2 separate regions of the Homo sapiens genome follow, and region 1 is linked to region 2. A link is a loop called in an ENCODE intact Hi-C map of the cell type or tissue named here. Cell type or tissue: IMR-90. All regions are shown on one strand.

What was found. Peaks named below come from ENCODE experiments on the same cell type or tissue, not always from the same donor. Only the 100,000 strongest peaks of a DNase experiment are listed, where the experiment ranks them.
Region 1: a loop joins it to region 2, with 2.3 times the contacts of the local background. A loop is called at or near these places in 1 of 110 quality-filtered maps.

What each region holds. Positions count from the first base shown.
Region 1 is chr18:75,407,952-75,410,451 of GRCh38, forward strand. SMIM21 (small integral membrane protein 21) reads right to left here. Exons shown (of 3, transcript NM_001037331.3): 3 at 1,525-2,500. It overlaps LOC105372200 (a long non-coding RNA gene), which reads left to right. Exons shown (of 4, transcript XR_935636.3): 2 at 1-122. Among named protein-coding and RNA genes, the nearest start is that of SMIM21, 19 kb to the right of the region's middle. RefSeq lists an enhancer at 509-1,708. In IMR-90, no CTCF peak of the experiment used is centred here; a DNase peak (open chromatin) is centred at 1,120; H3K27ac peaks cover 638 bases.
Region 2 is chr18:75,581,532-75,584,031 of GRCh38, forward strand. No RefSeq gene overlaps it. Among named protein-coding and RNA genes, the nearest start is that of LINC01898, 130 kb to the right of the region's middle. RefSeq lists enhancers at 1,176-1,676, 1,677-2,177. In IMR-90, no CTCF peak of the experiment used is centred here; a DNase peak (open chromatin) is centred at 1,130; H3K27ac peaks cover 1,508 bases.

The DNA of each region.
Region 1 (2,500 bases), 170 kb before region 2:
GCAGCTTTCAGGAGGGCAGGGCAGCACGCTGCAGAGCAGCACTGAATGATGGCTTGGCCTGGCGTCCCTGGTGGCAGCAGTGGCCGCACCAGGCACCGTGTTCTCATTCAACAAAGACTCAGGTTAGTGAGCGAGATGCCTGTACCAAATCTCCCTTCCCTCTTTTTCAAGTTTCTGGATGTTGTGTAATTCTTTTTTGCAGCATTCAGTTCTGCAAGGAGCCTAGTGAATGCTTCCATCAGTGGACTATGAAAGGCATCTGGACAAGCAGTTGCCTCATGGTCTGTACACAATTCATTAATTTGAAAATTACTCCCGGTGACTGTACCTTGCTCTCAGGTCAGACTCAACTAACTCCAGGGAGTCTCATGGTCGGGGCAGGGTACACAGGCCTGGATGGGTTTACTTTGACTGTGCTGTGCTTGCCTGGGCCTGATCAACACCTACCCTCCAGCCCCTGGGGAATTCTGCTCTGCTCCTTACCACTTATTGGCTTGCTCGTGTGAGGGCCTTAAAGGCCATGCTCCCAAAAGTGGGCCTTGAAGACTGGGCTGGCCAAGGGGCCTGGTGCTCCAGAAATTTACCAGAGCACTCAGTTCCATCTACCTCCTTTGGAGTGGTAAGTTGCTCATAGGACTTATGATTGTGCTCATAGGATGTAGTTAGAATGTCTAGTATGTCTGCCCAACTGGATAAGGACCCTGGGGGAAGGAACAGAAGATTTGAGGCCGTGATGCTCCCAGGATAGTTCAAACACAGGCAAGTCCAGCGGCATTGTCGCGGATTTGTTAGAATTGCACAATCTCTGGCCTCACCCAGACCTATGAATCAGAATCTGCATTTAACTAGGTCTGAGAAGTGCTGCTTTTTAAAACTCATCTAAAGTTGGGCAGAGTTAAGCATCCCTGCCCCTGATTTGTAGTGTGTGGCTGCAGTGGGAGCATCCTTGCCTCGCCCTAGTTTGCCGACTTCCTATGGAGGGGATACGGCCTACACAGCCCATTTCTCAAATGCCCATTTCTCCAAACACTCTCCCAGCTGTGACTCATTTGTGTGTCAGGTCTTCGAGTGATGACTCAATACTGAGAAACCCCTTCATGAAGTGTGTCCTTGTGGTCTGATGATGCCACATGCAGTGCTGATGGGACTGATTCATCAGTGATGTGGGGAGATTAATCCCACTCAACCCTTTGTGGGAAGCACTCAAGCTGGCTTCACAGAGCTTTATGTTGACAGAGCTGAGTCTCTCCTCTCCAAATGCCTGTTGGGAAGTACAGGTAGTGCAGATGCAGCCTGGGCGTGTCCTCTGAGTGGGACTAGATCCTTCATGGGAGGACTGAGGGATGTGAACCTGGGGCCTCGATTGTCATCACTGTCACTGCTTCTGAGTGCTTCCTTTTCAGTGTACCCAGGATTCATCTCCTAGTCTGGCAGTGAAGGAGCCTGCCATGTTTTGGTTTGATGCCTTGCCACCCCTGCATGTGTGAAGAGAAGAACACTATAGTGACAAATGAGATGAAAAATGGCTTCCAAGAACTTAATTCAAAGAATTGTAACAGGTCCCCTTCCATAAGCTGGTTTCTTTGTGAACACCATCCATTCATTGTTGACCTCACTGGGTTCACGTGTGATGCAGCGCAATGGGATCTGGACATGAATGTGGGAGATGAAAGACAAAGACAGACTGTTCCATCGGTGACAAGAACTCTGTGTGTGTGTGTGTGTGTGTATGTGTGTAAGAATAGTCTCCATTATAGTATTTTTCTCTGCGACACACAGATGGAGGCTGTGGTGTAAGAGTTACACCTCTGTCATTCCTCCACTTTGTTCCGGGGAGCCCAGCCATCTGCACTCAGGTCCTCAGGTGGATTTGCCCTTTGGTCGTCAGGCTGCACTGTGAGTTCTGAATCCCTGGCTCCCCAGCCGGACTCTTCAGTGCACAGCTGCCACAGGCAACCTGGACGAATCCAGCCAGGCGGATAGAGCAGGGCTCACCTCGTCAAGGACTTTGCAGCCGCCTTAACTTTGAGTCTCCTTGCTTCTGTCAGGAGGTGCCACAACCTTAGACGTAGCTCTTGTTGGTGTTAATTATTTCCTTTTCATTTCCAGCTGGCACAGAGCTTTAGCACCTTAAGTTGCTCAATTTGATCTCTGCACTCAGGAACAAGGTAATTAAGTCAGCCACAATATAAGAAAACTCATCTGCCTCGACTTGTTGCCCGTCTTCAGACAGTGCTCCATCCTAAATCATTTGATAATGTAAGAGGCTTGGTGCAGTTTTCTACTTGACTGAGGGTTAGTTCATTAGGTCACAATCAGTAATTGATTCTCAGTGTGTCTCTGCTGGTTTTATTACAGTAATGAGGACTGTCGGTTTTTTCATCTCCTCTAATATGTTACCCAAACCATCAGCTTCTCAGTTTGGTGTCAGGATGACTTTGACAGGTTGTTAGCAACTATATGATATACAGAACATCACAGAAATATCTCAAACTGTGTT
Region 2 (2,500 bases):
TAGAATGTTGGCCAAGCCACAGTTTAAACCCGTAAGAGACTGTTCTTTTATTATGACTTAATTCAATACAGGCTTAACTAATCTAAAACTTTTTTGTTTTTCAGAGTAATCCTAATACATTTGCACTGGAGCCAAAACCTTCTACTGTGTTTTCAGCAGAATGCAAACGAATGGCACTGATCAAATCTCTTTAAACTGGGAGGGAGCCTGTGGTGGGAACACAGGCCCCTTAGTTGTAGTGACATTGATGATAGTGGGGGAAAGCTTGTCATTTGGCGACTAGTAAGAAAAGCAGAGGGTTTCTCAGTCATGGCTTCTTGCTTAGGACTGGATGGGGACTGAGGAGCATCACTCCAACAATGTATGACTGATGAGGACAAATTGAGAAACCGCGGCTTAGTGCCCATCCTCATGAGAGAAGGCAAAATATAGGCCACATGTCCCCCAAATTCCGGATGCTTGGAAGACAAGAGCCTACAGAAATGCCAAATGGATTCTTAGCATATTTTACAGCAGCTTTGAATAATGTTTTCCTTTTTCATTCCTAATGAATCTAAGCTTTCTTTAAATATATATATTTTTCCCTTCTGCATAAAATCTTTCTGAAAGGACTGATGGATGAGAATTCATAGGTAAGTTCTTTAAGTTCTTTTTTTTATTCTGAGTTTTCTTTCATTCCCCTGCATTTGGAGAGTCTTTCAAACTCCCAATTTTAATGGAAATAAAGTTTGGCAATTCGGGATTTTTCTGTTGCCCACAAGAATCCCCAAATGAGTGTTTGCTCTGTCAGACCCTGTACATCGCAGCAACCTCAAACATAAAAATGCACTATTTCCAAAGCTAATGTCCTTCAAGGTTCATTATGGTGGGTAAACTTTAGTGGTTCAAATGCTCATGATACACACTGTAGAAGAGTTTGCACATTTGAAATCATACTCCACCTCGCAACAGCAAACAGAAAATGCCAAAGGAATGTAAGATACAGAATGATCAAAATAATTTTCATATTATTCACTCCAGGAAAAATGGTTTCTTTGGTTAAAAAATGTAAATTGCTGGTCAGCTTAATCTTCTAAGATTGATGGCAAGTACAGCTGCCATATTGAGTCGGAAAAATAAACTTTGACTCAAACACAAATGTGGTTTTGCCAGCTCGTGTTTAGGGTAAGCCACAACTTTCAGTGTCTCTGGATAGACACAACCATACTCCTTTCCAACTATCTTACTCTGAATTCCTAATTCTTGCAGTTTATTTTCTCTTCATATGACTCAAGAAACACATTTAAAAAAATATAATCACAAAAAGGAGGCAGGAATGTTTAAGGAGGTTTTTATTTGTGTTTGTTTTGCTCAGTGTTTGTCCTTTTCCTGTTCCTGACAAACTGCTTTTAAATTTCTTAAACCAGGGCCTTCTCAAGGGCAAAAGCAGAGAGTTCTGGAAGACATGATGCTTTCTGTCTTTCATAAAAAGTCTGAACTTGGAACTGAGTACAGGGATCGTGAGATGGAAGTGATAGAAAGGAAGCCCCTTCAGATCCAGAGGGAATGAACTTGCGTGGCAGCCAGGCCCACCAGGGCAGTGCCGGGCACGTGGCAAGACCCGAAGACACAGAGGCTCCACTTGCTTAGGGAGGCTGGGCCCAGCCCTGCAAACAGCTCCTGGACCCTAGGTTCAACATGAGAGCCACAGAGAGCCTCTTAGGAGACCACACAAGGAGCACAGACCAAAGACCAGAGCTTCCCAGGTGGCACGCCCTGCTCAGGGACCCCTGCACTGCTCCAGTCCTGGGTGGGTGAGGTGAGAGCTTCCCAGGTGGCACGCCCTGCTTGAGGGTCTCTGCACTGCTCCAGTCCTGGGTAGGTGAGGGGGGGACACCCTGGGATGGCTGAAGATGGGTAAATGCGCTGTTGGCTCCTCTCAGAGTCTTGTGTAATTTGGCATTAGGAGAACAAAGGTTTGGACATTTCTTAAGCATCCTATTATTTAATAGAAAAGTATGCATATTATTAAAGAAGTGAAAAAACAAAACACTTGAAAAGCTCTTGAAAGTTAATGAATGATTAAAATCACCCCTAACTTCACTACTTAGTGATTGTTAACGTTAAGGTGTATATCTTCCTAGCTTATTTTTCTACGTATAAATATATGAATATATGTATATATTTCTTAATAAGTAAGATTTTACTTGGTACATAATTCGGAATCATCTTCTCACATAATATGTAACAGGAACTTTTAAAGTCATTATTAAAAAGAGGTACCATTAATGGATAAATGCTATTCCATCATATGGGTTTAATCTACTTTCTGTCACACTTTCTTTGGCTGATATTACAGCTATGTGGGATGACCTCCAATAAGCTGTGTCCATCCTGTGGTGGGATGGGCCAGACAGAGTCCAGTTCCACCAGGGACCAAGCACATCACTGGATGTCAAGGCCATCGTTGTTGGAGAGGAGGAAGGAGCTGCTGGAGTTCCCTCTCCTGGCATTCCTCTTG